Regions from separate parts of the Homo sapiens genome. Here region 1 is linked to region 2. Evidence: read pairs that join two places in POLR2A ChIA-PET (ENCODE). Cell type or tissue: PC-9. All regions are shown on one strand. Each heading gives the region's core, and the rest is flanking DNA. Links, peaks and the distances in the headings are about the cores only. Region 1 overlaps HMCN2 (hemicentin 2). Region 2 overlaps HMCN2 (hemicentin 2).

Region 1 (16,139 bases), core at 3,572-11,571, 63 kb before region 2:
GGTTGGGACTGAGCCCAGCACCCTCATGGGGACTCCCTGGGCCCTGCAGTGACACCATCTGCCTCTTCCTCGTGGGGTGGGGTGGGGCGTGAAGGCCCAGAGCCTGGACACCCACTTGGTGGTGTGTGTGGTGTGTGGGACTCTGCACAGTGGGGAGGGGGCGGCGTGAGGGACCCTGGGCAGCAGCTGGTGCCCGGGGATCTCCTTGTCCTCCTTGTCACAGAGCTTCAGGGCCGTCCTGCACTAGAGCACTTTAGGCTGAGATTGTGGTAAACAAGGTTCCACAGCAGAAACCATCACCCCTCCCGACCTGCAGCTCGGAAGGCCTGGCCCCCGGCGTGGCGGGAAGTACAGGGGCTCTCAGGGGAAAGCTGAGGAAGATGAGAGGGGGGTGTGCATGTGTGTGAGTGTGCGAATGTGTAGTGTGTGTATGTGGTGTATGTGTCATGTGTGGGATGTGTGTGCATGTATGTGTTCTGTGTGTATGTGATGTGTGTATGTAGTATGTGGTGTGTGTGTGTGGTGTTTGGCATGTATGTTGTATAGTGTTTGGTGTGTGCATGTATGTGTTCTGTGTGTGTGTGGTCTATATATATGGTGTTTGGTGTATGTTGTGTGTGTGGTGTGCATGGTGTTTGTGTGTGGTGTATGTATGTGGTGTGTGTGGTGTGTAGTGTGTGGTGTGTATGTGGTATGTGGTGTTTGGTATGTGGGGTGTGTATGTAGTGTTTGTATGTTGTGTGTATGTGTATGGTGTTGTGTGTAGTGTGTGATGTGTGTATGGTGTTTGGTGTATATGTTTGTGTGTGGTGTGTGTATGTTGTTTGATGTGTATGTAGTGTGTGTGTATGATGTGTAGTGTGTGGTGCGTATGTGTGAATGTGTGGTGTGTGTGTGTGTATGGTGTTTTGTGTGCATGGTGTTTGTGTGTATGGTGTGTAGCATGTGATGTGTATGTGGTATGTGGTGTTTGGTGTGTGTGGTGTGTGTAGTGTTTGGTATATATGTTGTGTGTGTGGTGTGTGTATGGTGTTTGGTGTATGTGGTGTGTGTGTGTGTGTGTGGTGTTTGGCATGTATGTTGTGTGTGTGGTTTGGTGTGTGTAGTGTGTAGTGTTTGGTGTATATGTTGTATGTGTTGTGTATGTGGTGTGTATAGTTTTGGTGTGTGTGTGGTGTGTGCATGGTGTTTGGTGTGTATGTTGTGTGTGTGGTGTGTGTAGTGTGTAGTGCATGGTGTGTATGTGGTGTGTGGTATGTATTGTGTGTGGTGTGTGGTGTGTGCACAGTGTTTGGTGTGTATATTGTGTGTGGTGTGTGTATGGTGGTGTGTGTAGTGTGGTTTGTGGTATGTATTGTGTGTGGTGTGTGGTGTGTAGTGTGTATGTTGTGTGTGGTATGTGTATGGTGTGTGGTGTGTGTAGTGTATGGTGTGTACGTGGTGTGTGGTGTGTGTGTTGTTTGATATGTATGCTGTGTGTGTGTATGTTTGTGGTGTGTGGTGTGTATGTGGTATGTGTGGTATGTGTAGTGTGTGGTGTGTGTGTGCTGTGTGTGTATGTTGGTGTGTGGTGTGTGTAGTATGTGGTGTGTATGTGGTGTGTGGTGTGTATAGGGTGTGGTGTGTGTGTTGTTTGGTATGTATGTCATGTGTGGTATGTGTATGGTGTTTGGTGTGTATAGTATGTGGTGTGTGTAGTGCTTGGTGTGTATGTTTGTGTGTGGTATGTGTGTATGGTGTTTCGTGTGTGTAGTGTGGTGTGTGGTGTGTGTATCGTGTTGTGTGTGTGTGGTGTGTATCCCCACAGTGGGGAGTGGGGGTAGCAGCCCCTGGCGGTGGGACATTCTGGCCTGCATTCTGGGCAGAGGATTCCAGAGGAAAACGGGCACAGGGGGATTCAGTAAGTTGCCCAAGGACACCCAGAGCGTGGGTGGACATGGAGCAGGGCCCTGGGCCCTCCCTGTCCCTCATGCCAGCAGGGAGGGTCTCTGGCACTTTACGGTGGGCGGTCAGGGTAGGGCGGAGGGGGCAGGGCAGCCTCCTGCAGAGATGATGCCAGTGTGCCTTCCACATGCCATGTCTTCCCCGCCACCATGCTTACTGGTCCTTCCAAGGATGAAAGAGTGAGCGGCCCACAGCATAAGTGTCTACCCCTGGGCCCCCGCTGCCAGGGGCGGCCCTTTCTGATGATAATCAGTGTTAGCTACAACAGTCCTGATGACCAGCGGTAGCAGCAGAAGGCGGGTGGGAGTGACGTGCCGATCTGCAAGTGTGGGGACCCCACAGGCTCCCCTGAGTCAGCGCTGGCGGAGGTCAGGGGGCAGGTGAGAGCTAGGGCCAGGATGGCAGCAGCAGAGTGTGTGCCTGGGGCTCACGCTGCGACCTCTGGGCAGTGTGCCTCAAAGGGGTCACTTGGAGGACTGGGCTGTTAGCTTCAGCTCACATAGGACCCCCTCTGGGCAGGTTCTGTCCTTGGGGCCCGTGAATGAAAGCTCCACTCCAGCCCAGTGGGCAGCTGTTTCTGGCACACCTACTGTGTACCAGGCTGTGTGCACAGACCAACATGGGGCGTGTCCTAGAGATCAAGGGGCTGGGGGATGTGGCACTCACGGTGGGGCTGGAGGCAGGGGGGTGTGGCACTCACGGTGGGGCTGGGGGTTGTGGCTGGCAAAGTGACTGACCCAGGCTTGTGGAGGGAGGAGCAGGAGCAGGCTGAGCAGAATTGGGGCCTCCCACAGGCCCTAACCCCAGGGCACAACGCAGGGTGCTGGAGCACGGCAGGCTTGGCTCGTTCATTGATTTAGTGCCTACTGTGTGCCGGGCACTGTGCTAGAGGCTGGCGGTGGCAGCAGGGAAAAAAACAAAGAGCCTGGCCCTCGTCGGGTGGGGGACACGGAAAAGAGACAACAGAGACCTGGAGCATAGACGCGTCCTCTGATCACTGGAAAGTGGAGGACGACGGCTGAAAAGCAGGGAGGGCAGGGGCTGGGGGTGCCTGTTGGGGTGCAATTCTAAATGAGGGGACTGGGGACTTGCTGTGAAGAGAACCAGAAAACAGGCCTGCAGTCCCCGCCTTGGTCCCTCAGGGACCCTAGGAGGCTGTATGGATGGGCAGTGTGGGTAGGTGGCGGGTGTGGGGGCTCCCACGGCTCCGAGGGAAATGCTCCTTCCAGCCTCGGGGGGACGGAGGTGCCTGGAGTCATCGCTGGACCGTCAGCCCCTTTTGCACAGGAGAGACATGTGGGAGACAGTGCAGGTGTGGAGGGGAAGGTGTCAGGGTGTTTGTACTGATGACTCCATGCACCCTGCCAGGAACGCCCAAGCCGCAGGTCACATGGAGGAAGGGCCCGTCCTCGGAGCCCCTGCATGGCCAGCCAGGTGTGGCAGTGCTGGAGGAGGGGTCTCTGTTCCTGGCCTCCGTCTCACCTGCGGATAGTGGAGACTACGAGTGCCAGGCCACCAACGAGGTGGGCTCCACGTCCAGGAGAGCCAAGCTGGTGGTCTATGGTGAGCAGGGACCCAGAGCTGGGGGCAAGAGAGGAAAGCGGCAGGGACCCAGAGACGGGCCTGTCTTCCTCCCAGGACCGCATCCGGCCAGAGGCCCACAGTGAAGCCGGGGGTCTGACAGTACCACGGCGTGCCCAGGTGTGGCAGTGCCAGTTCCCCGGGGCCTGAAAGCTTCCTACACAGGAGAATCAGGTCCTGCCACCAGGTGCCAGTGACAGGGAGGGCTTGAGGGGGCTGGGAGAGTGGCAGGTTGCACTGTACACCCCACTTCCCTAGAGAGACCCCCACGGAGACAGTATGGGGGAAGCACCTGGAATTCCATCAGTGTCTTTGAGATTGGTCTAGAGGTGAAGGCATTTTAAAATGACCCCTTGGCTGGGCATGGTGGCTTGCACCTGTAATCCTAGCACTTTGGGAGGCTGAGGCAGGAGAATTGCTTGAGCCCAGGAGATCGAGACCAGTTTGGGAGAGAGAGACCCTGTCTCTACATAAAATAAACTTAAAAAATTATTTTTAAAAATGAGCACGGATGGCAGTGCAGAGCCCCAGAGCCCACCTCCGGGTTAAAACTGTTACCCCTGGTCTCTTCTCACATTCTTGTCCTCAGCAGGGAGAGCGCCCACCCCCACATCCAGGGTGCTATGTGCAGAGGAAAGGAACCCCTCCTTAACACGGGCAGTGTGGGTGGGCTGGGGAGTGGTCTCTGTCGGCAGGATGAACTGGCCCCGCTTGGGCAGTTCTACCAGCTCCTAACGCCACCTGCTGCTTCCCCAGGACCAGCTGCTCTGGCTAGCCCTGTAATGACTTGCTCAAGACATTTGTTACAAAAGCGTGGCCAGGCCTCACCTTCAGAGATTCTCACTCAGGGGGACCCTCCCTGGTCACTGTGACACCAGGTTGGGTGTAGAACCAGATGGATCTAAGGGGACTCCAGCACCTTGCAAAGCTGAGAGTCAGAAAGGGTGACACCTGGGCCTGGGCACGACTGGGGGTGTGTGGGTCCCAGGGCAAGGCTGCTGCGGCCATCTGCAGGTCCACAGGACCCTTTGTGGCTGGGCGGACGGGGACAGGCAGACCTTCTCCAACCCCAGTGACGAAGGGGAGGGAATGGCCCAGATGAGGTCCCTTCGGCTGTGGCTCTAAGGGGGCAGGGAAGCAGCTCCTCGGCTCTCCTTGCCCCCAAGTGCCCCCCAGCATCCGGGAGGACGGGCGCAAGGCCAACGTGTCGGGTATGGCCGGGCAGTCCCTGACGCTGGAGTGTGACGCGAACGGCTTTCCAGTCCCTGAGATCGTGTGGCTGAAGGACGCGCAGCTGGTGGGTGTCCCCCTAGGGTGGGCGGGGTATGGGTGGGATTTAGGCTGGGGACAGGTCTTCTGGATGGGCATTTCTGCGTGTGCCAAGGTGGGGCAGGGAGATGTGACAGGTGTCTTTGGTGGTGCTCTGGGGTTCACGGCAGTGGAGGATAGTGGTCATGTAGTGAAGCCTGGCAGGGGCTGCGTGGCAGAGAGCATGGCACCGTTCTGGCCACTGGCCACCTCTCGGGCCTCAGTTTCCTCATTACTGATGCTGGGGGTGGTGGCTGGATCCCCTCTTACTGGCTCCCTCTGGCCTCTCCTACCCAGATTCCTAAGGTGGGCGGCCACCGCCTCCTGGACGAGGGCCAGTCCCTCCACTTCCCCAGGATCCAGGAGGGTGATTCTGGGCTCTACTCCTGCCGGGCAGAGAACCAGGCTGGCACCGCCCAGAGGGACTTCCATCTCCTTGTGCTCAGTGAGTGAGACCTGAGCCCTGTAACTCCCAAGTGTGTCTGGCCCTGTAGCCCCAACTCTTGCAGGCACACCGGGGGAGAGGGTAGACTTTGCCTGCGGAGAGCAGGGGGCACAGAGGGACCCATGACAGACCCAACCCCCATCCTCACAGAGCTATCAGGCTTGGGGGACAGACATCAGACAGGTGAATAGCAAAATCATTACTGTCACAAGTGCTACCAAAGAACAGTCTGGGTGCTGAGGGCTCCAGAGCAAGCCCTTCTGGCCAGGGTTTTGGGGGGCTTCCCAGGAAGGTCAGGTAGGAGGGGGGCCCAGGCTGGGGGGTCTGCACAGACAAAGGCCCCGTGGTAGGCGGGGCTTGCAGGGTTTGAACAGTTTCCCACCCCTCACGCCTTCTCACCCCCAGCCCCTCCTTCCGTGCTTGGAGCCGGGGCCGCTCAGGAGGTGCTAGGATTGGCCGGTGCAGACGTGGAGCTGCAGTGTTGGACCTCAGGGGTCCCCACGCCCCAGGTGGAGTGGACCAAGGACAGGCAGTGAGTGCCCCCCTCCCCGAGGATGGCGTGTGGTGGTGCCCAGACTCAGCCTGCTGGATGTGGGGGTTGGGGAAGGTTGAACTCTTCTTGGGGAGCTGACAGGCATGGCATGTGCCACCCAGGGCCCAGACTGAGGGCTGTAGGGGCGCCTCCCACCCAGCAGGAGATTAGCCAGGGAGACCCCACTCTTACCTCAGCAAAGTCTTCTCATCTCTTAGCCTTTCCTTTTTTTTTTTTTTTTTTTTTTTTTTGGTGACAGGGTCTTGCTCAGTTGCTCAGGTTAGAGTGCAGTGGAACGATCTCAGCTCACTGCAGCCTCAAACTCCTGGGCTTCTTGGGCTCAAGAGATCATCCCACTTCAGCCTCCTAAATAGCTGGGACCACAGGTGTGCGCTACCAACAACGGCTAATTTTTTAAAAAATGTTTGTACAGATGGGGTCCTGCTTTGTTGCCCAGGCTGGTCTTGAACACCTGGCTTCAAGCAATCCTCCTGCCTTGGCCTCCCAAAGTGCTGAGATTACAGGCATGAGCCACCGTGCCCAGCCTCTTTTTTTAAACTCACTTTTTCTCTAAGTAAAATTCACATAATGGGCTGGGTGTGGTGGCTCACGCCTGTAATCCCAGCATTTTGGGAGGCCAAGGCGGCCAGATCACCTGAGGTCAGGAGCTATCAGCCTGCCCAACACAGCGAGACCCTGTCTCTGCTAAAAATACAAAAAAATACAAAAAAAAAAAAAAAAGAAATAGCCAGGCATGGTGGCAGGCGCCTGTAATCCCAGCTGCTTGGGAGGCTGAGGCAAGAGAATCACTTGAACCTAGGAGGTGGAGGTTGCAGTGAGCTGAGATCAAGCCACTGCACTCCAGCCTGGGTGACAGAGCAAGACTCCGTCCAAAAAAAAGTCCACGTAACATACAATTAGCCATTTTAAAGTGTACAGTGGGCCAGGTGCAGTGGCTCACGCCTGTAATCCCAGCACTTTGGGAGGCTGAGGTGGGCAGATCACGAGGTCAGGAGATCGAGACCATCCTGGCTAACACGGTGAAACCTCGTCTCTACTAAAAATACAAAAATATATATATATATATACGGGCATGGTGGCGGTAGTCTGTAGTCTCCTGTAGTCTCCGCTACTTGGGAGGCCGAGGCAGGAGAATCACTTGAGCCCGGGAGGTGGAGGTTGCAGTGAGCCATCGTACTACTGCACTCCAGCCTGGGCAATAGAGCAAGACTCAGTCTCAAGGAAAAAAAAAGGTGTGCAGTGTAGTGGCATTTAGTACATTTGCAGCATGGGGCAACTTTCACTTCTATTTAGTTCCTGACATTCCATCACCCCAAAAGGACACCCTGGACCCATCAGCAGCCAGTCGCTGTCCCCTTCTCCCCAGCCCCTGGCAACCACAAGCCTGCTTTCCTTCTCTATGGACGTGCCTGTTCTGGGTACTTCACATCACTGGCATCATAGAGTGTGTGGCCTTTTGTGTCTGGCTTCTTCCACTCGGCATATTTTCCAGGTTCATCCATACTGTGGCAAGTGTCAGAATTGCCTTCATTTTTGTGGCTGAATAATGTTCCGTGGCATGGACGGACCACACGTTGTTGATCCATTCCTCGCTTACTGGGCCTTTGCATTGCTCCCACCTCTTGGCGCTAATGAATGGCCCAGCCTCGCTTTTTACAAGCCACACACTCCCTGTGTGCAGCGTGTCCCATCCAGCCCCTCGGCCTTACTGGCGCTTTTCCCTTGCCCGTCTCTCCAGGCCTGTCCTTCCGGGAGGCCCTCACCTGCAGGTCCAGGAGGATGGCCAGGTTCTCAGGATCACCGGCAGTCACGTGGGGGATGAGGGACGATACCAGTGCGTGGCCTTCAGCCCAGCTGGTCAGCAGGCCAGGGACTTCCAGCTCCGAGTTCATGGTGAGCCCCCACGCCTTCTGGGACCCCGCCACAGGCTACTCAGGAAGCTTCCCACCCAGCTGCCCGCTGCCTTAGAGGGAGAGTGAGGGCTGAAATGGGGGACCTGGTGAGTGATCCCTGAGTCCAAGAAAGCTGGGGGCTGGGGTCGGGGTTGGGGTCAGGGTCAGGGGATAGAGGTTATCTGGCCCAGCATTTTCCAAATCCGTGGTTTCCATCCCAGCTCTAAAAATTTACTACTTATGTTTTTTTTTTGAGATGAATTCTCTCTCTGTTGCCTAGGCTGGAGCGCAGTGGCACCATCTTGGCTCACTGCAACCTCCCCCTCCCAGATTCAAGTGATTCTCTTGCCTCAGCCTCCCGAGTAGCTGGGATTACAGGTGCCCACCACCACACCCAGTTCATTTTTGTATTTTTAGTAGAGGTGGGGTTTCACCATGTTGGCCAGGCTGGCCTTGAACTCCTGACCTCAAGTGATCCTCCTGCCTTGGCCTCCCAAAGTGCTGGGATTACAGGCGTGAGTCACTGTACCTGGCCCAAATTTACTACTTCTGATACCACTTGGAATTATGATTTACTTTTCTTTAAATGAGTCACACTTCCTTACACTGAAACACATTTATTTAAATATCCCTTATTCTTATAAAGGATATTTAATATCGAAACTGTAAGCAGAAAACCAGTTTCGCTTGGCTAAGGAAGCTGAAAAAACAAACACACCCCATAGAGCAATGTTGTAAATTCTCGAGGCGTGGACTCCGCAGAGGGCACCCAGCCTGCATCTGCACTCTCTGTGCTAAAAAGCGGAGAGTAGAAAGTGCTAGAAAGGTTAGGGACATGCATAGTAGCACCAAACGGAGCCTTTCCTTGCTGTAACCCGGATAGAAGGAGATTTGGGAGGGGCGTAACCATTCCATTCTGAGATGCAGTTATTTCATGCTGTGCCCATGTGCCCCTAGCATTGTCCTGGGTAGCATCGGTGGTGAGTGACCAGCCCTGTGTGAAGTCCTCATCTAGTCCAGCCTCTCATTTCACAGATGGGGAGACTGAGGCCCAGAGAGGGGAAGTGGCTCACCCCTGGTCTTCCAGTATGTTAGAGCAGAGCAGGGCCCAGAATCCAAGCCTGTGGCCCCGCCCCCACCTCCTGCACCTTCCACACCAGCATGTCCCCATGCTGGCCTCTCCCATCTGTCCCCAGACCCCTCCCCTCCTTGTCCACCATGCCTTCCCTGCCCCCGCAATGGAAGCCTGTGGTGTGTCTTGTGGCCCAAAGGCATGAGTCTGCTGCCCTGGGGAAGATGCCAGAGGCCTCAGCGGCTGCCTGTGACCAGCCCCACCTCTTTCCTTCTCAGCGCCCCCCACTATCTGGGGCTCCAACGAGACAGGCGAGGTGGCCGTCATGGAGGACCACCTAGTGCAGCTCCTGTGTGAGGCTCGAGGAGTGCCCACCCCAAACATCACCTGGTTCAAGGACGGGGCCCTGCTCCCCACCAGCACCAAGGTGGTCTACACTAGGGGCGGTCGGCAGTTGCAGCTGGGGAGGGCCCAGAGCTCCGATGCCGGCGTCTACACCTGCAAGGCCAGCAATGCTGTGGGGGCCGCAGAGAAGGCCACCAGGCTGGATGTTTATGGTGAGCAGCCAGGGGCCACGGCAGCCGGGGTGGGCAGTGGGAGGGACTCAGCCATGGTGGCCCCTGCCTGTCTCCAAAGGAAGGCTAGGTGGCCACTTGGAGTGGTCAGAGGCAAAAGGATAATGGGACCAAGACATTATCTAGGGAGAAGGGTCCTCCCAGCTTATGTGACTTCCCTCATACCTGTAAGGAAACTGAGGCCAGGAGTGGAAGGGCCTGTCTAGGAGGCCATGGCGGAGCTAAGTGTAGAATCCAGGTCTCCCCTCATGGTGTGGGGCTTTTCACTAAACCATGCCCAGAACCCTGTGACCACCACAATAATTAACTGCCCTCAGCTCATCACTTCTGTAAGCTAGACCAGAGGGGCACTTTGCAGCATCAGCTCATTTGATCAGCTGGCAAAGGGACTTGAGCTCTCATGTCCCCAGTTACAGATGGTCGCAGTGAAGCTCTGGAGCAGAGAGGTTTCCCCAGGTTCACACCCCTAGGAGGTGGTGGAACCCGGTCCTTACGCGGGCAGATCTGACTCCAGACCTCATGCTGTGAACCTCAGCATCAGCTCAGCCCTGAGGGGCTTGGCTCTGGGGACTTTTGAAGGAGAACTCAGAGGAAAGGGTGTCGGTGGCTCTGGATGGGTCTGAGCAGGGCCCCGGTGAAGTGTGAGAGGGCAGCGTGCAAGCTGATAGGGGTCAGCCTGGCCCCCCGTGGGGAGTCACTTTGGGAGCTCTGGCTTCCAAAGATGCAAAGGGCTTGGGTACTGGAACCTCAAAGGGCAGCTGAGCTGCATGGGCTCCACGGCAGCCTCTGAAGATGGCCCCGCCGCTAGCTCAGGGAGTCTTATTTTGGGACCCGAGGTCCCCCAGGAAATGAAATAGAAAATGTGTATGTGTATGTTTTCATTAAATTTTCAAAGCGTCTTACACCCAAATAAGGTTAAGAAGCATCTCCCAGGCCACGGTTGCCCCTTGTGCCCTGGTAATGGCTTCATCAGCTCAGCAACTTGAGGGTCTCCTTGAGGGTAGGAGAGAAATTTCCCCTTTGGCGTGGCCACCATGGGCTCCAAGCATAGTTAACATCTGGTCCCCTTGGCCATCGCTGGCTAAGTTAGGAGCCCCCCAATCCAAGCCATCTGGGCTCAGGTCTGCCCCAGTCTTCTGCCTCCTGAGACCAGGGAGGGAGGGGACTTCCAGGAGCAGAGCTCTGTCCCGGCCCTGGGGGTCTTATTTGAGTCCAGCAGACACTGGACCTGCTGTGTATAGGCACTGGGGATGCAAGTAGGCCGGCCGTCTTTCCACTCATGCTGGGCTTGCCGGGGTAGCAGCGGGGATGGAGAGGCAACAGTCAGCACCCAGGGGTGGGGTGGCGCGCCCAGGGGCTGAGGAGGGTGAGAATGCTGCCCCGGGGTCTGAGCAAGGGGTTCAGCCACTGGAGGTGAGGGAAGGAAGTGTTTCACATGGAGTGGGGTCGGTGAGGGGCTTCAGCGGGCCTGTTGGGCTGAGATGAGAGCAGGCTAGCGTCCAGCTGTGGTCCCCAAGCCGCCCCCTGCCTCTTTTCCAGTCCCACCTACCATCGAGGGCGCCGGTGGAAGACCATACGTGGTGAAGGCTGTGGCTGGGAGGCCTGTGGCGCTGGAGTGCGTGGCCAGAGGCCACCCGTCCCCCACCCTCTCCTGGCACCACGAGGGGCTGCCCGTGGCAGAGAGCAACGAGTCGCGGCTGGAGACAGACGGGAGTGTGCTGAGGCTGGAGAGCCCGGGGGAGGCATCCAGTGGCCTGTACAGCTGTGTGGCCAGCAGTCCTGCCGGGGAAGCCGTCCTGCAGTACTCCGTGGAGGTTCAGGGTGAGCCCGGCCCACCCCACTCAGAGCTGCCTGGGCTGTGGACGTCTGCCCAGGCCTGCTGCGTGCTTGTCCCGAGAGAGCTCCTGGAGTGGAGGGAGGGTGGGGAGAAGTAACCAGTGTCCCCACATTGCATGACACAGATGAGGACGCTGAGGCCTGGGCTGTGGGGCCGGCAGGGCTAGGAGTGGGCAGGGTGGAGCCCCAGGATCAAGGGTCCCTGACTGTGCCCAGGACCCTGGGCTGGGTCACCCAGGACAGAGGACCTCGTTCTGCCTTCTGCCAATGGAATGGCCCTTTACGGAGACTTTCCTAAGGCCGGCTTGTGGGTATGGTCCCAGCAGGGCGGGTGGGGCCTTCGCCTGCTCTTCCATCCATTGCTGAAGCATCTCAGGTCCTAGTGCTGTGTTGACCCCAAGCGGCACTGGAAATGAAGCTGGGAACAAGGCCAACCGGACTCCTGAGCCCTCAGTCTGCCAGGGAGGCAGATGTTAAATAATTAGGCCCAAGCCTTTGGGGAGCCCGGGGTGTCCCCTTACCCGCCTTGGGTGGCCCTGGAAGGCCTCCTGGAGGAAGGGCCACTGATAGGGAGACGTGAGGGTGAGGTGCAGCTGGGCCTCGCTTGGAAGGCTCTGGGGACTTGGGAGGGTTTGAGGCCAGTGGCTGCTCAGCTCCAAACACCCAGGAGTGTGTTCTGCCTGCAGTGCCCCCACAGCTCCTGGTGGCTGAAGGCTTGGGACAGGTGACCACCATCGTGGGACAGCCCCTGGAACTTCCCTGCCAGGCCTCAGGCTCCCCAGTACCCACTATCCAGTGAGTCTGGGGTGGTGGAGGCCAGGGCTGGGGGTAGGCAGAGAGCGTGTGCTTTGCGGATTGTGGGGGGAAGTGGACAGGAGAGAGGCTTCCTGTTTCCAGGAGTAGGAAAGAGGCCTGGAGCCACGGCTGGTGAGAGCAGGTGGGAGGAACTTCTAGGTTTCCTGCTTGTCCTGCCTGGCCTGGCCTTCCCTGGTCTCAGGTTGACACGCCCCCCTCCCTACTCACCTTAGGTGGCTGCAGAATGGCCGCCCAGCCGAGGAGCTGGCTGGGGTGCAGGTGGCCTCGCAGGGGACCACACTGCACATTGACCATGTGGAGCTGGACCACTCAGGCCTCTTCGCCTGCCAGGCCACCAATGAGGCGGGCACTGCCGGGGCCGAGGTGGAGGTGTCTGTGCATGGTGAGTGGGCGCCTGGGGTTCTGGAGCTGTGGGCAGCCTGAGATGCCAGGGGTGGGTGGAGCCTGGGCTGTGGCAGGCCTGGAAGGGCACGGGGCTGGTCTTTGCTGGATGGCGTTTCTGGGCTGGACTTCCCAGTTCCCCACAGAGACGCAGGTGTGAGAGGCTGGCCGGGCCACTTATCACACTTATCCTCAGTCCTGACCAGCCCCTAGGCCTCACTCCTCTCCCCAGCTTCCTCTCTGTCCATCTGCTGAACTTCACTTAGTTCTTTTAATATATCAACCCTCTTTCTCTTGTCTTCGTCTACGTTTGCTGTTCCTTCTGCCCAGAACTTTCTCCCTCCTCTTTGCCTGCCTAGCTCCTTATCTTTCAGGCATATCCTGAAATACTTTTCCTCCAGGAAGCCTTCCTTGATTCTACCATGTTTCTCATCTGCACTGCCCAGCCTCTCAATGCCTTAGCCCTCCAACAACTACATTGGGATTGCTTATTTGGTTGTCCATCTCCACTGTCCACCTCTGTGAGCTTTGAGAGGGCAACATGGTAGCTGCCTTTCCCTGACTGTGTCCAGGGGCCCAGTATAGTTCTGGCCACAGAGTAGATGCTCAGCACACATAAGGATGCATGGATAGATCAGTGGGTGGGTGGATGGATGGGTGGGTGGATGAATGGGTTGGTGGATGAATGAGTGGACAGATAGAAGGGTGGATGGATGGATGGATGGAAAGGTGGAGGGATGGGTAGATAGATGGAAGCATGGGTGGATAGAAGGGTGGATGAATGGGTGGACAGATAGAAGGGAGGATGGATGGATGGATGGATGGATGGATGGATGGATGGAAAGGTGGATGGATGGGTAGATAGATGGAAGCATGGGTGGATAGAAGGGTGGATGGATGGGTAAATGGATAGATGGGTAAATGGATGGATGGGTGGATGGATGGATGGAAGGGCGGGTAGATGGATGAATGGGTGGGTGGGTGGATGGATGGAAGGGTGGGTAGATGGATGAATGGGTGGGTGGGTGGATGGATGAATGAGTGGGTAGATGGATGCATGGGTGGGTGGGTGGATGGATGAGTGGATGAATGGGGGAGTGGATGGAAGAGTGGGTAGATGGATGGATGGGTGGATGGATGGATGGAGGGATGGATGGATGGATGGAAGGGTGAGTGGATGGATGAGTGGATTGATGGATGGGTGGGTGGATGGATGGAAGGGTGAGTGGGTGGATGGCTAGCTGGATGGATTGGTAGATGATGGATGGGTGGGTGGATGGATGGAAGGATGGATAGACAGAAGGATAGGTAGATGAATAAATGCATGAATAGATGCATGGGTGCACAGATGGTTGGGAGAATTTTTAAAGAGAATAACTTCTCTGCTGGCTCCCAGTCTAGAGCTCTTTCCCCTAAGCCATGCGTCTAGGGGATATGGTGGGCAGAAGCTAGATGCTAGCCTTTGGCCAGCCCTTCAAGGGCACCTTCTCACCCCCAGGCATCGAGGGGGTTGCTGGGTGCCCACTGTACTCCTCCTGATTCTGACTCGGGCTCTTCCTGACTCTTTCCCTTCCCAGAGTTCCCATCGGTCAGTATCATTGGGGGTGAGAACATCACAGCTCCTTTCCTGCAGCCTGTGACCCTCCAGTGCATAGGGGATGGGGTGCCCACCCCAAGCCTCCGTTGGTGGAAGGATGGTGTAGCCCTGGCAGCCTTTGGGGGGAACCTACAGGTATGTGCAGGGGCCCCAGGGCTGGCAAGCCAGCTGGGCACAGGTGGAGGGGCTGCTCTGGGGGCTTCCTGGAGACTCTGAGCAAATCCCAGCAGGCTGGGCATAGGAAGGGCCCAGAGCCCTCTCAGCCTGAAAGGGTGAGCCTCAGCCTCTTCCGGGTCCTAGGAGCTTCAGTTGTCAGAGGGAGAAAATGTCAGTGGGGGGGACAGGGAATGGTATGCCTGGAGATCGGACGAATCCCTGGAATCCAAGTGCTTGGCTCATAACTCTACCTCCAGAGCCAAAAGTGTCCCCATGCCTCACTGCTCCTGCCCCCGGGCTCGGCAGCAGCCTGGCCACTCGCCATGTCCCGTCATCACTTGGACAGCCCTGTGGCATACTCTCTGCCCCCTCCCCTCCAGATTGAGAAGGTGGACCTGAGGGACGAGGGCATCTACACTTGTGCTGCTACCAACCTGGCTGGGGAGAGCAAGAGGGAAGTGGCGCTGAAAGTTTTGGGTGAGGACGTGGGTAACCAGCAGGGCCCAGGCCAGCATGTTGGGTGATCCCTTGGGGACCCTTGGGGCTGAAGTGTGTGGCGAGGGAGGGGGAGGAGGTTTTTCAGTCATAGTTGTGCACTTAACTTCAGAGGAAGTAGAAAGCCCTGAAATGAAAGTGTTAGCAATAGCTGTGTAGTCCCTTTTGGCGGGATTTTTTTTTTTTTGAGATGGAGTCTCGCTCTGTCGCCCAGGCTGGAGTGCAGTGGCACTATCTCGGCTCACCGCAAGCTCCGCCTGCCGGGTTCACGCCATTCTCCTGCCTCAGCCTCCCGAGCAGCTGGGGCTACAGGCACCCACCACCACGTCTGGCTAATTTTTTTGTATTTTTAGTAGCGACGGGGTTTCACCGTGTTGGCCAGGATGGTCTCGATCTCCTGACCTCGTGATCCGCCCGCCTCGGCCTCCCAAAGTGCTGGGATCACAGGCGTGAGCCACGGTGGGATTTTTAGTGGAAGACCTTGCCCACATTCATATTTACGTTTGCTTATTTTGGGGGTTTATTTGCAGGGAAATCCTCGTCCTTGTCCCTTCCCCTGGCTGTGCTGGCGTCGGCTGTCCTGGGGTGGGGGCTGGGTGCTGTATGATTGCCGTAAGGATGGCAGCCTGTTGCTCTTTGTTCTTGGGCTTGCTTCCAGGAGTGAGGTTGCTTAGTCTGAGGACATGAGCTGTTTTAGAGCCCTTAGTCTAGGATTTTCTATGGGGAGCAGGGAGCAGCACTGCTGGGATGGCTGGGATTAGAGCTGCCCAGAGCTTGCACCTACCAAGCTGGGTCTCTCCTTGTCTCCCCCTAGTGCCCCCCAACATCGAGCCAGGCCCAGTCAACAAGGCAGTGCTGGAAAATGCCTCAGTGACCTTGGAGTGTCTGGCTTCGGGCGTGCCCCCTCCTGGTAAGACCCCTCCTCTTGGCTGAAAGCTACTTCCAGCCCAATTTACTGTCTAATGAGGCTGGCGAGTGACCCAGGGACTCTCTGATTGGACATAATGGGGAGAAATCATCAGGTCTTTCCCCCCCGTTTCTCTCATGTTCCTCTCTTCCTCTTCAACAATGTCCTTCGGGCCAAGGCCATGTTAGGGTCCAGAGCCAGTGTGAAACAGGCCTGCAGGACATCTACTCACAGTAAGCTTCACAGGGCTGTCCGGGGCTAGGGGCGAGGATCAGGACCTCAGAGTCACCATCTGGTCTGTAGGGTCCTCCCCTCTAGACCAGAAGTGGAGGAAAGGGCCGGGAGCTGGGGGCTGGGTGTGGGTGTTTGCATAGGGGACTGGGTGAGGCTTACGGTGGCCCAGGAGGAAGGCCTCTCTCCTGCTCCCATCTGAACTAGGCCCACCCTGCTTTGCTTGTTGCCTGTGAGCCCTGGGGATATTTGCCCCCTCTCGTGGGGATGCCTGCTGAGTTCCGGGGACATGTCCCGGCAGGATGCAGGGAAGCTGCAGATACACGCGGTCCAGCCTGGCTTTGAGGCTG
Region 2 (16,139 bases), core at 3,262-11,261:
AAAAAGAAACCTTCTCTCTAGAAATCATGGCAGTGTTTCAGTAAGTGTCCTGTGCTGAGAGGCCCCCAAAAACCTGCCCTTGACCGTTTATCAAACACACAGTGTGCACTGGAAGATGGTAGAAGGCAGGTTCATTAACCGCAGCCTCCAGTGTGGCCTGTGCCTCCCAGGAACGTGTCTGATTTGATCAACCTTCACCCGGGACTCCCATCTGTTTCTGCATTTTTATTAAGTTCCTGCAGGTACCCAGGCACCAGGGAAGTGTTTAGGGCAGGAGTTCCCTGCACCCGACTTCTCTTTCTCCACCACAGAAGGGGTGTCTGAGCAGGATGGAGGCAGCACGCTGCAGCGGGCCGCTGTCTCCAGAGAAGACAGCGGGACCTATGTCTGCTGGGCGGAGAACAGAGTGGGCCGCACGCAGGCGGTCAGCTTCGTCCACGTGAAGGGTAGGGCACATTCCCCAGGTGGCTTCTCTCTCAAGACCTCCAGTCTATTGGGACCCAATCTATTGGTTTCCTAAGAACCCAGCCTCCTGTCCTCTGAACTAGTGGTTCCCCACCCTGGCTGCATGTTAGAATCCCCTGGGGGACTTTAAATTCTGAAGTCCAAGTTCTACTTCCAACTCTGTAAACCAGCCTCTCTGGGGTGAGGCCTAGGCATCGGTATTTTTGACACTCCCAAGACGACCCTGGCTGCAGGTAGAATTGGAATCTGACCAATTGCCCTACAGCACTACCTGCAGCTGGATGGTGCCAGGGTTGGAGGAGAGCATGGAGGCCAGGGCATCCTGGCAGAAAAATGCCAGAAGCTTGCCAGCCAGCCAGTTGTCCCCTATGACCTACTCATCCACCAGGAGTAGCACAGGAGCCCTCGGTGACAACGTGTCTTAGTTTGCACAACCTCAGGATGGGTGGGGCTGGATGGGGGGAATGAACAGCCCCAGGCACCAAAAGAGAACTGCAGCTTTTGGTAGATCCAACCTCAGGAAACCAGGAAGGATATAAGCCAGTCCAGAGCATCGAAGAGTGTTTTGAGATTAGCATGAATCTCATAGCGTTGCTTTGTACAACAGAGGTGTCTAGGGTTCTTGTTTTTTTATAGTTATTGATTTCCAAAGTACCTGGCAGGTACTCCGCTGCTAGTGTAATCCATCTGTGAAAGAGAGTATATGACACGCGTAACACTGCCTTCCTGCCTGTGCCCATCTCAGGCATCACTAATCAATCACAGCACCATTCTCATTCAGCTTCAAATGCTTCTCAGCACAGTTCTTGGAAAGTCTTTGCCAGTCTTTGTGACTTGACCCATGACATGAACACTGTTTGCTGTCCCTGATGCACTGACTAAACACAACCATGCTGTGCTAGCAGAAGCCTCTGGAGGCCCCTGGAGGCAGGAGTTGGGCAGTCCTTTGGGGTTTATGGGAGGCTGAGCCAGCAGGCAACCTCTTTTCTGACAACTTGCTCGATGTCACCCCATGCAGAGGCTCCTGTCCTACAAGGGGAGGCTTTCTCCTACCTGGTGGAACCTGTAGGAGGCAGCATTCAGCTAGACTGTGTGGTGCGTGGAGACCCAGTGCCGGACATCCACTGGATCAAAGATGGCCTTCCACTGCGGGGCAGCCACCTCCGGCACCAGCTGCAGAATGGCTCGCTGACCATCCGCAGGACTGAGGCAAGGCGGGGCCTGGCACCTTGGGTGGGGCCACTGAGGACAACTCTACGCTTTTTCAGATTGTTCAAGAGGGTTCTTCCTATTGCCCCCTCTGCTTCTGCAGTGTACAAAGCACCTCCCTGCCCATTCCTCAGATATCCTCCCACTACCACCAATATTGACCTCCAGCCAACTGGGCTTTTCCATTCCTCCGTCATCCACCCATTCAATGGAGCGAATTAGTTCTACCTCATAGGATTGTAATTAGAAATCAGTGAGATGTCTCATACCCATTATTTAAGAGTGATCTGTGGGTAATGCCTCCAAAATGTTGTTATTAACAACCTCAGGGGGTAGGGTAGGCAGGTAATAGTGCTCCCTATTTACAGACGAAGACACTGAAGTTCAGAGAGGCCCACAACCAATAAGTGCAGGAGGCAGCGCCCCCACCCCCAGGTCTCCTGCCTCAGGCCCCGTGCTGTTTCCAAAGCCTTGGGCCCTGGGGCAGCCCCTCTCAACTTCCCTTTTGTGTCTCAAGTTCTGGTGATTGTGCAGAAATCCCCAAGTCAGTCCTGACTCAAGTTCATCTTAGGGGCCTTGATCTCACCCATTTGGGAGCCTTTCTCTGGGTAGTAATGATAATAGGACTAGTAATAAGAGCAGTAGTAAGAGCAGTGGTAATAATGGCTCCTGTTACCCAAGTACTAACTGTGGGCCAGGCACGGGGCCTTGCACTTAGCAAGCATTATTCCATGTGATGCTTATAAGATCCTAGCAGTTATCACTCCCATTTTACAGAAGGGGTAACTGAGGCTCCAGAGGCATGAAAATGTCCTAAGTAATGGGCTGAGGGCAGTAAGCAGTGGGGCTGGGATTCAGTCCCATGTTGGTCTGACCTCCAAACCTACACTCTTAACTTTGTGCCATGCTATCCCCCCCAGTCCCTTGGGTGTGGCCCCCCAGATACCATCTTCTGGGAGTGGACGTGGCCTCAGGCTGCCCCAGGCCCATCTGATGGTGGCGCTGCCACTCAGAAGTGATGTGAGCCAGCGCGCCACCTGAGTTCCATCACATATCCATGGGTCACCTGTTAGGGAAACGCTGCAAACGATCTCCCTTCTGGAAGACTCACTTTGCACACTGGCACAATAAATGCCCTGAGAGGTCCTGCAGTTCAGACTGCCATCCTGTTCATACAACAGAGGTGTCTCATGTTCTTGTTTTCCTATAGTTATTGATTTCCAAAGTACCATAACATGTTGTCAACTCAATGTCTCCCAAACTTACTTGACCATGGAACCCTGTTCTCCAAGGAGTCTCAAATAATGTGCCATGGGACAGTAAGATTTCAACGTACACAGTTTGGAAGAGGTGGATCTACACCATGCTTTTCCAGCAAGTTGTTCCACCTAAGGCAACAAGGACCGTAGTCACAGCCCCCTGTTTTCGGGTGTGAAAAGGGGCTGGATTCTCTTTGCATGTCTGCTGACAAGTGGTCACAGAGGCCCTTCTGATGCTCTGCGGGGGATCAGGTGCCCCTGGCTGGTTCACAGCCTAAGCCCCTTGCTGGCTGGCTGCCCTCAGTCCCCTACCCAACTGTCTGAGCCACTCATCTTCTTCTCTGAGCACCATGCCTCCTCTCCTGTGCCCACTTGCAGAGGGACGATGCGGGACGGTACCAGTGCCTGGCAGAGAATGAGATGGGCGTGGCGAAGAAAGTGGTGATCCTCGTCCTGCAGAGTGAGTCTCGGCCTCAGCAGAGTGGGGACGTGGGAAGTGTGCTCGGGGACAGCGGTGGCGTGTGCAGCCTAGAGGGCAGACGGCAGGGCTGGGACTTGGAATTCTTTCATTAATACTTACTTGGAACACACACTGAATCCTACCAAATGTTTCCCAAATGTGGGGTGACTGAGACTCAGGACTGAGCTAAAGAAAACCTGGCAACCTGGGCCTGGGGGAGCTGGGCATTTAAAACTCAGACCAGCCGTCAAGATCACCGCGACAGCTCTCGCATGTGCCAAGCAGCTCGTAGTTTACCAGGCGCTGTTTGAGCCTCAGAATAACACTGTGAAGTTGTCTCAATAGGGATTCTGTAGAAAATGTTTTATTGAAGATGAACACCTGTGGAGAAGAGCCAGGATCCTAAGTGCAGAGCTCATGAATTTTTACAATGCGAACCCACCCAGTTAACCAGCAACCAGATCAAAGAAATAGGACAGTGCCGGCTCCCAGCCTCCAGCATGCCCACCTCTGCTTACTGCCCCCTGCCCCAATAATCACTGTCCTGGATTCTGCCTCTTTAAAAAAAAAAACAACAAACTTTATTGAGTTATAATTTGCATACCATAAAATTCACCCGTTCATGCAATGCAATATTATTTAACCTTAAAAAGGAAGGAAATTCTAGGGCTGGGCTCGGTGACTCACAGCTGTAATCCCAGCACTTTGGGAGGCCAAGGCGGGTGGATCACCTGGGGTCTGGAGTTCAAGAACAGCCTGACCAGCATAGTGAAACCCTGTCTCTACTAAAAATACAAAAATTAGCTGGGCGTGGTGGCACGCCTGTAATCCCAGTCATTCAGGAGGCTGAGGCAGGAAAATCACTTGAACCCAGGAGGCAGAGGTTGCAGTGAGCCAAGATCGTGCCATCGCACTCCAGCCTGGTTGACAGGCAAGACTCAATCTCAAAAAAAAAAAAAAAAAAAAGAACAAAAGGAATGCAATGCAATTCTGACACAGGCTACAACATAGATGAACCTTGAGGTCATTATGCGAAGTGGAAAAAGCCGGTCACAAAGAAACAAACACTGTATGATTCTGTTTATATGAGGGGCCTAGAGTGGCCAAAAGCATAGAGACCCAAAGTAGTATGGAGCTTGCCAGGGGCTGCAGGGAGGGGAGAAGGGGGAGTTAGAATTTAATGAGTCCGGAGTTTCAGTTTAGCAAGAGAAAAAAGTTCTGGAGATTGTACAATGTCAAATACTCAACACTACTGAAGTGTACACTTACAAATGGTTCAATGATAAATTTTATGTAATGTATTTTTTTTACAACTATTATTGTTACTAATATTTTTTGAGACAGGGTCTGGCTCTGTTGCTCAGGCTGGAGTGCAGTGGTGCCATCTCTGCTCACTGCAACCTCCGCCTCCCGGGTTCAGGCGTTTCTCCTGCCTCAGCCTCCTGAGTGGCTGGGATTATAGGCGCACGCCACCACACCCGGCTAATTTTTGTATTTTTAGTAGAAACGGGGTTTCACCATGTTGGCCAGGCTGCTCTTGAACTTCTGACCTCAGGTGATCCACCTGCCTTGGCCCCCCAAAGTGCTGGGATTACAGGAGTGAGCCACTGCACCCAGGGCTTGTGCTCATTCTTAAATGGAGTTGTTTATTTTACTAGTGAGTTTCTAGAGTTCTTTACATAGCATGGATATAGCCCTTTATCAGATACATGATTTGCAAATATTTCTCCCAGTCTGTGGCTTGTCTTTGCATTTTCTTAATGGTGACTTTGAAGAGCAAAAGTGTTAAAATTTGGTGAAGTCCAAATTTATCCATTGTGTATTTTTTGAATCATGTATTTGGGGTTACACCTTTTAAAAATCTTTGCCTAATCTAAGGTCGTCTTTTTCTTTTCTTTTCTTTTCTTTCTTTCTCTTTTTTTTTTTTTGTTTTAATATTTTTGGGACAGAGTCTCACTCTGGTGCCAAGGCTGGAGTGCAGTGGCAAGATCTCAGCTCACTGCAACTTCCACCTCCAAGGTTCAAGCAATCCTTGTGCCTCAGCCTCCCAAGTAGCTGGGATTACAGGCACGCACCACCACACCCGACTAATTTTTGTAATTTTAGTAGAGACGAGGTTTCGTCGTGTTGCCCAGGCTGGTCTCGAACTCCTGGCCTCAAGCAATCCACCTGCCTCGGCCTCCTAAAGTGCGGATTACAGGCAGGAGCCACTGGGCCCTACATTTTCTTATACGATTTTTGTAGTTTTAGTTCTCACATTTAGGTCAGTGATCCATTTTGAGTTAATCTTTGTGTGGGGTAAGGGTCTAACTTCCTTTTTTGCATACGGATAGCCAATTGTTCCAGTACCATTTATGTTGATCTTGAATTTCTTTCAGTGATGTTTTGTAGTTTTGAATGTACTGGTCTTATATTTTTGTTAAATTGATTTTAAGTCTTTTTATTATTGTTGATGCTATTTTGGGTGGAATTGTTTTCTTTGATTTTTGGATTTGTAATTGCTAATATGTAGAGATACAGTTGAATTGATATCATATCATCTATGAATAGGGACAGTTTGACTATCTTTCTTTCAAATCTGCGTACCTTGAAGTTTTTTGCTTTGCCTTATTGCCTTGGTTGGACCCTCTGGTACACAGTTGAAGCAGCGAGAGCAGCCATCCTTGCCTGGTTCCCTGGTTTAGGTGGAAAGCAGTCAGTCTCTCACCATGGGGCGTGATGTTAGCTGTGAGTTTTTGTGGATGCCCTTTCTCAGGCTGAGGAAGTTCCCCTTTTGTACCTAGTGTGTTGAGAGTTTTTGTCATGCATGGAATAGGTTTGTGGTCCAGACAAGATGGTATAGATGCACTTCTCCCTATTTCTCTTGCTAAGGACAGCTAAACACCTTGGACTTTATATAGAAGCAAACATAAAGAGCCTCTGAAAAGTAGAGAAAAGAAGGAGGATAGACTACCGATCTTGGGACCTGAGGAGCAGCATGGTGGTGAATGCCCTGGTGTTTCTTTTTGTCCCTTATATCCTGGGCCGCATACTTGAGAAGCCAACAACCTGGAACCACCAGTGGGCTCAGACACACGCATGTGCACGTGCGCACACACACGCACACACACACACGGGGGCATGTGCACCTCAACGAGAGCCTGTCCTCTCTTGCAAAGGACTAGGAAAGGGACAGCATAGTAAGAAAGAAAACTTGTAAATAACAACCCCTAACTGGGTGTGGTGGCTCGTGTCTGTAATCCCAGCACTTTGGGAGACTGAGGCAGCCAGATCGCTTGAGCTCAGGAATTTGATATCATCCTGGGCAATATGGTGAAACCCCATCTCTACCAAAAATACAAAAAAAAAAAAAAAAAAATAGCTGGGCATGGTGGCGCACACCTGTAATCCCAGCTACTTGGGAGGCAAACACCATGAAAAACACCCCTGCCCCATCATCACACCAACTGGGAGCCTCTAACTTCCACCCTCGCCCCTGTACCGAGGCACTGCTCTCCCCACACTGGAGCAGGATGCTGTCAGGTGACACCTAATGAGGAGACAGAATTGTCACCACTGTCATCTACTGAGTGGGAAGCTCCTCCCCCGTGTGGCCAGGTGGGCAGCGAGGGTAGTGCCAGCAGAGGCCCGGTGTGGGCGTGCCTCCACCCATCCACCCATGCTCAGCAGTAATGAGGCACCCCTCCCTGTTCCGGGCTGACCATGGAAGCCTCATAGGGAACCTGGGCTTCCACGCTGACCTGGCGGAAGTGAGTGGCACCACTTTTTCTTGGCAGTTTTATAGCTCTGCCAAAAACGGAAGATTTAAATAAAAATCCGAGTCTTACAATACTGAAACTCACTTACACACCAGGAACAAGGAAAAGCTCAACTTACACACCAGGAACAAGGAAAATCTCAATGAAAGCAGACAACAGATGCCTACTGAGATAGTACAGATATCAGGTAATCTGATAAGGACTTTTTTTTTTTTTTTTAAGACAAGGTCTGACTCTGTTGCCCAGGCTGGAGTGCAGTGACATGATCAGGGCTCACTGCAGCCTGGGCTCGGGTGATCATCCCATCTCAGCCTCCCAAGTAGCTGGGACTGCAGGCACGTGCCACCACACCCGGCTAATTTTTATTTTTATGTATTTATTTTTTGTAGAGACAGGGTCTCCTTATGTTGCCTAAGCCAGTCTCAAACTCCTGGGCTCAAATGATCCACCTGCCTCAGCCTCCCAAAGTGGTGGGATTACAGGCATGAACCACTGTGCCTGACCAAGACTGAACTGTCACCACTGTCACCACTGAGTGGGAAGCCCCTCGCCTACACAGGCCGAGTGGGGAGCAATAAGCAGTGCCCCTCTCCCTCCCAGCCAGGATGGTGCCAGCAGAGCCCCACTTGAAGCGCCAACTCCCACCGATCCCCAGCAATAATGAGGCACCCTCCCTGTTCCCGGGTGTCCATGGAGGCCACGTGGGGAACCCGGACTTCCACTCTCATCTAGCAGAAGTGAGTGGCACCTCCTTCCCCTGGCAGTGTTCCAGGTCTGCTAAGATGGAAGATTTAAATAAGAGCCCAAATCTTATCATACTGAAACTCACTTATCATACCAGGAACAAGGAAAAATCTCAGCTTGAATGAGAACTGATACTCAACAGACACCAACTGAGATAGCACAGATGTTTGAGTCATCTGGTAAGGATTTCCTTTTTATTTTTTGATGGGGTCTTGCTCTGTCACCCAGACTGGAGTGCAATGGCACAATCACAGCTCACTGCAGCCTTGACCTCCTGGGCTCAAGCAATCCTCCCACTTCTCAGCCTCCCAAGTAGCTGGGACTGCAGGTGCATACCACCATGCCCGGCTACTTTATTTATTTTTTGTAGAGATGGGGTCTTGCTATGTTGCCCAGGCTAGCTGACAGGGATGCTTCTGTGAGCAGTTGTCAACATGCTTGAAACAAGTGAAAAAAACAGAAAATCTCAGCAAAACGTGGCTGTGGAGTAATTTGAAGTTCAGGCAGTTTTCAAGTTGGCCTCGGTTTACTGTCCTTTGTACCCCTCAGGTCTCCCCTGCACAGGTGCATATTTCCCACGATGGCCAGGGATTGTGGGGAGCCAATCCAGCCTGTCCGTGGCTCCTTCATTTCCAGGTTCTCGCCGTTCAGTTGCTGGCTGGGTCCCTGCTCTTCTCAGCCAGGGCCATGCCGCAGGCCAGCACAGCAGCCATTTCCCTTTTGGCTCCTACCAGTTTTGCCCCTTTTCCTGATGATATTTCTCAGGGCATACTTTCATCCTCTACTGCACATCAAGGCAGCCCCCAGGGGTGGCAAAAGCTGCTGTTTTTCACAGCCATCCCTAATAAAACCACTGTGATGGTCACGGTGGGGTAGGGATGGGCACAGCCCCAGGCAGGAGGGCCAAAGGCTTCCACTGTTCTTATCCAAAGTTCTAGAGGCTTTATTTTTTTTTTTTTTTTTTTTTGGAGACAGAGTCTCACTCTGTCACCCAGGCTGGAGTGCAGTGGCGCGATCTCGGCTCACTGCAACCTCCACCTCCCAGGTTCAAGAGATTCTCCTGCCTCAGCCTCCCAAATAGCTGGGATTACAGGCACCCACCACCTTGTCCAGCTAATTTTTGTAATTTTAGTTGAGACAGGGTTTCACCATGTTGGCCCGGCTGGTCTCAAACTCCTGACTTAAGGTGATCCACCCGCCTCGGCCTCCCAAAGTGTTGGGCTTACAGGCGTGAGTCACTGCGCCTGGCCTCGACCTTCATTTAAGTGGAATCACCCCACACGTGCTCTTGCGTAGACTCTTCTTTTGCACATCATAATTTGTGGCATTCGTCCATATTGTTCACGTGGAATTAGTTTATTGGTTCTCATTGCTGTGTGTTTTTCTGCTACATGGATGTACCACAGTTTATTCATGTATTCCACTCTAGGTTAGTTTCCAGTGATGGGCGGTTAAGAACAGGGCTGCTGTGACCTTACGCACGCCCTCCAGTGAACACGCACACACACCTGTGCTGGGGTATTCGTCCAGGAGCAGAAGCGCTAGGTCTCACAGTACACATGTGTTCCACTTTAGGACACACTGGCTGTGGTAGTATCTGATGAATGGCCTCCAAAGATATGTCCAGGTCCTAGTCCCCAGGGCCTGTGAATGTTTCCTTACTTGGAAAAGGAATCTTTGCAAATGTAATTAAGTTAAGGATCTTAAAGTGAGCACATTATCTCGGAGGCCCCTAAATGCTATCACAAGTGTTTTATTTATTTATTTATTTATTTAGAGATGGATTCTCACTCTGTTGCCCAGGCTGGAGTGCAGTGGCGCAATCTCGGCTACTGTAACCTCTGCCTCCCAGGTTCAAGCAATTCTCCTGTGTCAGCCTCTCAAGTAGCTGGGATTACAGGCACAGACCACCACACCTGGCTAATTTTTGTATTTTTTAGTAGAAATAGGGTTTCACCATGTTGGCCAGGCTCTTCTCAAATTCCTAGGTTCAAGCAATCCACCCACCTCAGCCTCCCAAAGTGCTAGGGTTACAGGCATGAACCACCATACCCAGCTGCAAGTATTGTTATAAAAGAGAGCCGGGGCCGGACATGGTCGCTCATGACTATAATCCTAGCACTTTGGGAGGCCGAGGAGAGTGGATCACCAGAGGTCGGGAGTTTGAGACCAGCATGATCAATATGGCAAAACCCCGTCTCTACCAAAAATACAAAAATTAGCCAGGCGTGGTGGCACACACCTGTAATCCCAGCTACTCAGGAGGCTGAGGCAGGAGAATCACTTGAAGCCGGGAGGCAGAGGTTGCAGTGAGCTGAGATCGTACCACTGCACTCCAGCCTAGGTAACAGAGTGAGACTCCGTCTCAAAAAAAAAAAAAAAACAAAAAAAAACGAGAGAGACAGAGAGCTGGGGTGGTGTGGCAGGGGAGAGAGAGAGAGAAGAGAAGGTAAAGTGGAGACAGAGGCAGAGGATGGATTGTTGCAGCCTCAGGCTAAGGAATGCTGGTGGGGCAGAAGCTGGAAGAGGTGAGGAATGGGCTCTCCCCCAGAACCTCTGGAGGAAGCAGGGCACCTTAACTTTGGCCCAGTGAGGCTAATGTGGGCCTCCTGGCCTCCACAGTTTCTCCTGTGTTTCTGCAGCTTGCTGCAGCATCTGCAGGAAGCGAACACACAGGCACACAGCGCCCCACCTTGGCTGAAGCACGTTGCATTTCCACCTCAGTGTGTGCGAGTTCTGCTTGTTCCGCAGCCTCACCAGCACTGGGCCTTTCCCATCCTTTCCATACTAGCCTTCCAGGAGGGTCTATAATAGTAAGTGGACAGGAAGCATCATCCCCATATTTCAGATGGGAACACTGAGGGTCAGGGAGTGACTTGGTGAGAGCCACCCACAGTAGGTGACAGAGCACGAGTTTGCCCATTTCATTGGCATCAACTAGAGGCAGTTCTGACAGATGGCCCCCCACTTCATTGGAAGCAGTCTAACTGTCCTATAGGAGAGGCTTCATTTAGCCAATCCCAATACAGTCAGGCAATAGAAGACTACCTAGCCACTAACAACAGATATGTAACTGCATGGAAAGGTAGTTACGATCTATTGCAGAGGAAAAATAAAAGCAGATGGCCGGGCGTGGTGGCTCATGCCTGTAACCCCAGCACTTTGGGAGACTGAGGCGGGTGGATCACTTGAGGTCAGGAGTTCAAGACCAACCTGGCCAATATGACGAAACCCCATCTCTACTAAAAATACAAAAATCAGCCAGGTGTGGTAGCAGGCGCTCTTGGGAGGCTGAGATGGGAGGATCGCTTGAACCCAGGAGGCAGAGATTGCAGTGAGCTGAGATCGCACCACTGCACTCCATCCTGGGGGACAGAGTGAGACTCCATCTCAAAAAATAAAATAAAAGCAGATACGGCCATATGATCATATTTTCATAAAGAAACAGTGTCTAGAGGGAAATATTCAGGAACGATGACTGGGTGGAAGGATCCTATGCAGTTCTTATTTTCTTCTTTCTGCTTCTCTGGATTTCCCAGTGTGTCTAAATGAACATATCCCACTTGAATATGCAAAAATAATTAAATGTTCCTAAAAGCCACCTGGGCCTCCCACAGGTGCTCCGGTGTTCCAGGTGGAGCCCCAGGACATGACAGTGAGATCTGGGGATGACGTGGCCCTGCGGTGCCAGGCCACTGGAGAGCCCACACCCACCATTGAATGGCTACAGGCGGGTCAACCCTTGCGGGCCAGCCGGCGGCTCCGGACCCTGCCCGATGGGAGCCTGTGGCTGGAGAACGTGGAGACTGGGGATGCAGGCACCTACGACTGCGTCGCTCACAACCTCCTGGGCTCTGCCACAGCCCGGGCGTTCCTGGTCGTGAGAGGTATGGGGCATCCCTGTCTGGACCTTCGTGGACAGAGGCAGGATCTCTTGCCGATGGGGATTGTGTGGTGCTTATGGGAGACCTGTCCCCTGCCTTGCCAGCTCCCCACCTCTTCCCTTTGCTTCATCACAAGCCCAGAATGAACCCCTACCCTGCCCGTTTACAGTTGGGTAAACTGAATCTTGGAGGTGCTGTTTGCTGCTCATCTTGGACAGGGAACACAGGTTGTTCCTGCTTAACTGGCACAAATGCATGTCCTCTGTCTGGACACTGCACAGCCCCTGGAAGCAGGCAGAGGAAGACAAGGGCATCCCCGGTGCCCTCGGGGGCTGCTGTGAAAAGTCTGTGCATCAGTGCATGTCCCAGGCATCACACATTGCCTGGCCGTGGCAGGTGGTTGGAAAAGAAATGGCTTCCTGGTGGGATGGACCCCTGCCATCTCGATTCCTCAATCAGCTCCCTTCTACCTTGGGTCAGACCAACTTTAAAATTAAGAAAAGATCTATCCTGAGAAACCACAGTAAATGGATTCAGACCTGCATAAAGGCAAGTCATAAGATATTATTTCTGTGGCCTGTGCCTCTGAAGGGAACACTCCATATATGTGGGGATGTGTCCCCTTCCCTGTACCTGGCAGACATCACTAATCTATCACCACATGGGAACACTCCCTATGTGTGGCGATGCATCTCCCTCGCTGTCCCTGGCAGACATCACTAATCTATCACCACATGCGTTGGCAGAATCTTTCTCCAATGAGCCCTCCCAGGCAGCGCCTCTCAGCTAATTGGAATTGGGACTTGACACTTGGCCACCTGGAAATCCACGTGAAACCCACTGCCAACCAAATGTGGGACCCTTTCTGGCCGTTGCTCTCATTATCTCCCACAGGCCGGGGCAGGGTACCAACCTATGCAGCTCTGAAAGTTCAGCGGTTCTCTGACCCCCCAGCCAGAGATGCAGTCTCAGAGTTAGCCTTGGGTCTAAGCAGACCCCCATGTATTTCAGGGCTTCGTCCCACTTCTTTTTTTTTTTTTTTTTTTTTTTTGAGACGGAGTCTCTCACTCTTGTTGCCCAGGCTGGAGTGCAGTGGTGCAATCTCGGTTCACTGCAAGCTCTGCTCCCCGGGTTCACACCATTCTCCTGCCTCAGCCTCCCAAGTAGCTGGGACTACAGGCACCCGCCACCATGCCCGGCTAGTTTTTTGTATTTTTAGTACAGATGGGGTTTCACCGCGTTAGCCAGGATGGTGTCTATCTCCTGACCTCGTGATCCGCCCATCTCGGCCTCCCAAAGTGCTGGGATTACAGGCGTGAGCCACCGCGCCCGGCCCGTCCCACTTCTTACCCTCTCCTGTTGGCAGGCCCCAGTCCCAACCACAGAGCTATGTACATGGCCTTTGTATTTGTTCTGTAGGGCTACTGGTAAAAAAACAAAACAAAACAAAACAAAACAAAACACCACAAGCTGGAGGCTTAAGCCACACTGATTGTCTCATAGTTCTGGAGGCTGCAAATCCAGGATCACACTGTCAGCAGCCCTGGTTTCTTCTGAACACTGTGGGGAGGATCTGGTCTGGGTCTCTCTCCCAGGGTCTTGGTGGTGGTCCTCGGCATTCTGTGGCTTGTCGAAACATCACCCCCACCTCTGCCTTCATCTTCCCTGTGTGTGTCTACACTTCCCTATTTATAAGGACACAGTCATGTTGGATTAGGCCTGCCCTAATGACCTCATTCTAACTTGACTTACTCTATAAAGACCCTATCTTCAAATAGGGTCACATTCTGAGGTCCTGGGGGTTAAGACTTCAACGTATGAATTTTGGGTGGTGTGGTAGCATTCAATCCATAACCCAGCCTCCTTATTTTTTTTTAATAGAAACAAATATTCTTCCTTTATATATGTTAACTGTAGAAAGGCCAGATACTATAGAAATCTGTGAAGAAGAAGGTAATTCTCTCCCATAATTCAGTGACCCAAAGTAGCTTAAGCAATTATTTGGGGAGATACATTCTTCCACACTGTTTTCTCTGGATAGAGGAGATACACTTTTCTTTTTACAAATGTCAAATTTACACCCTCTATAACCTGCCATTTTTACTTCCTCTATCTTGGAAGACATCCAATTATGATACACATCGGTCCACAGCTTTTTGATTGGCTTCGTATCATTCCATGGGAACGTTTTTTATCTTCGTTCGTGTTGGCTTTGTCAAATGAGCAACGTAGTTTATTTTCCTAGTTTCCATTCCCCAAAGCCACACCGTGCTGCGTATCTTTGTGTGTGGCCCTGAAGATTTCTGTGGGACGATTTCCTTAAGGGGCATGGGTGGGTGAAGGGAGTTCAGGGTTTGGGAGCTTCTAAACCTGTTTTCCCTCCTGAAAACCTGCTTTTCCTCCTTCCCCATCAGCCTGGCAGGTCCCAATCCTGGCCTTGTAGGGGGACAAGAGGCTGCTACGTCACTCCATGTCTGAGAGAGCTGGCGGTGGCTTGCCTGCCGTGCCTGGGTTCCATTTCCTGTCCCCTTCCAAAGCTGCGCGGGTCACACTCCAGCCTTCTCATCTGCAGCTCCCGATCTCTTCTTCACTCCCCTATTAAAAGGCCAGGGATAGGTTCACGGCCCTTCTCCTGTCCCTCCCATGGGCCCCAGAGCATCGGATACTGATGAGAAACATCCCAGATGGGCTTCAAATCTCATCAAACCCCAGCTATGGGCTGCAGGAAATGGCCCTGCTTCCTAGAACCCCAAATTAACCAGCCCCTTGATTCATCCATTTAGGATCCTAGCACTTGAGTGTTTTATGTTATTTTTTGACAGATCATGGGCAATTTGTTGCTAATTTCCCCTGAGAGCTGCTGAGTGGAGAGGCAGGCTAACTTCTGTCTCTCGCCCCCTGGAATGCCATCTGCCTAAACAAGACAGCTGGCGCATTAGTCAGAGGAAGCACCCCCCTGTGCCTGCATCATCCGTTTGATTAGCGCTAAAGAGCATCTGCTCACAGATGGCCTGGCGGGCAGCGGCTAGGAAACCAGCCCACCCGGCCAGGCCAGCTGCAGGGCAGCCAGGGCCAGCAGCACTGATGGAATGGGGCTGTTCAGGTGATGGCACCCGGCTCTGGCTCGGTGCCCTGGCTCCTTCAGTGTGCCAGCCACGCCATCGTGGGCTCCCGGCATTTCAGAGACCCACAGGTCTTCTGTGAGTTTGTGGTCCCGCCTCCTCATTTTACAGGTGAGCCAACTCAGGTGTGGCTTGGGGGCCTGAGGTGGCCAGGTTTTAAGGAATGGCAGAGCCAGAATTAGAAGCCAGCTCCGCCCTGAGCCCAGGGTTCCTCCTAACAGCCTCCCTTCCCTTTTAGAGCCAAGATCCCCTGGGCGTTGAGTCCATGACCCCTTAGCTGTGTGTCCTTGGACAAGTGGAGGTGAACTCTCCGAGCCTCCATTTACTCCTTCACGAAATGGGAATGACAGCCTGCTTGTGCTGTGGGCCCCGGGGTGGATAGTCAGTGGCACTGTCATTCTTTCCCTTCCTTACAGGGGAGCCCCAGGGGAGCTGGGGCAGCATGACTGGGGTGATAAATGGCCGGAAATTTGGCGTGGCCACACTCAACACCAGCGTGATGCAGGAGGCACACTCCGGGGTCAGCAGCATCCACAGCAGCATCCGCCATGTCCCAGCAAACGTGGGTGAGTGGAAGGCAGAGCATCACCTGCCTCTGGGTTATTGTCACAGCCCAGCGAGCATCCTCCAGAACATGCTGGACCTAGGAGGCGCAGAGCCTGTGCCCCGAGACTTGCTCAAGGCCTGATGACCAGAGCACGTCTGACCATCTCTCAAAGCTGAGTGCAATCCAAAGTGGACTCAGATGCAGGCAACTTCCTGTCCCCCTCACAACCTCCCAAAAACAAAGGAACTGCATTTACAGTCAGACCAAGAGTGTGTGAAACGGTCAGTGTTCTGGGGGTGCGGGCGCTCAGATTGTGGTTTCCCAAGCCACCGATGGCTCCCTGAGGCTTTTCCCCATTTAAGTTAAAGCTCAGGCTGATGGAAGTGGAGGGATCTCCAGTCATGAGTGAGGGGTGCAGGCTGGAGGTGACGGGAAGCGGGAAACATGGAGAATTGAATTGCCTAGAAAACCTAGAGGACTAAGAAGAGTCACCTGCACACAGAGCTCTCATGTACGGTGTCTGAGCGATGAATGCTCTGAGAGACTTGCAGAGCTTGTGACAGTGGACGTCACTGTCTCTCCCTTCCCAAGGAATCCCTGGCCCCTCGTGGGGGTCCAGGAGGGGCAGTATTCATGGAGTCTTCACTGAAAGTAGCTCCTCTGAAGCTGCCCTTGGCCATGGTCCCGCATG

Evidence for each region. Peaks named below come from ENCODE experiments on the same cell type or tissue, not always from the same donor. Only the 100,000 strongest peaks of a DNase experiment are listed, where the experiment ranks them.
Region 1: POLR2A ChIA-PET joins it to region 2 with 11 read pairs; 4 of 35 experiments call an interaction of 5 or more read pairs at or near these places.

What each region holds. Positions count from the first base shown.
Region 1 is chr9:130,343,854-130,359,992 of GRCh38, forward strand. It overlaps HMCN2 (hemicentin 2), which reads left to right. Exons shown (of 98, transcript NM_001291815.2): 26 at 3,313-3,507; 27 at 4,692-4,822; 28 at 5,131-5,278; 29 at 5,684-5,810; 30 at 7,570-7,724; 31 at 9,074-9,352; 32 at 10,910-11,191; 33 at 11,893-12,001; 34 at 12,235-12,404; 35 at 13,981-14,135; 36 at 14,537-14,633; 37 at 15,466-15,561. Among named protein-coding and RNA genes, the nearest start is that of HMCN2, 86 kb to the left of the region's middle. RefSeq lists an enhancer at 15,031-15,802. In PC-9, for the core only: no CTCF peak of the experiment used is centred there; a DNase peak (open chromatin) is centred at 8,378; H3K4me3 peaks cover 381 bases; H3K27ac peaks cover 1,964 bases.
Region 2 is chr9:130,407,260-130,423,398 of GRCh38, forward strand. HMCN2 (hemicentin 2) reads left to right here. Exons shown (of 98, transcript NM_001291815.2): 83 at 312-446; 84 at 1,484-1,674; 85 at 3,312-3,393; 86 at 11,513-11,782; 87 at 15,318-15,467. LOC107987134 (a long non-coding RNA gene) reads right to left here. Exons shown (of 3, transcript XR_007061816.1): 3 at 13,986-14,374. Among named protein-coding and RNA genes, the nearest start is that of ASS1, 30 kb to the right of the region's middle. RefSeq lists enhancers at 13,752-14,554, 14,555-15,355. In PC-9, for the core only: no CTCF peak of the experiment used is centred there; DNase peaks (open chromatin) are centred at 7,242 and 7,972.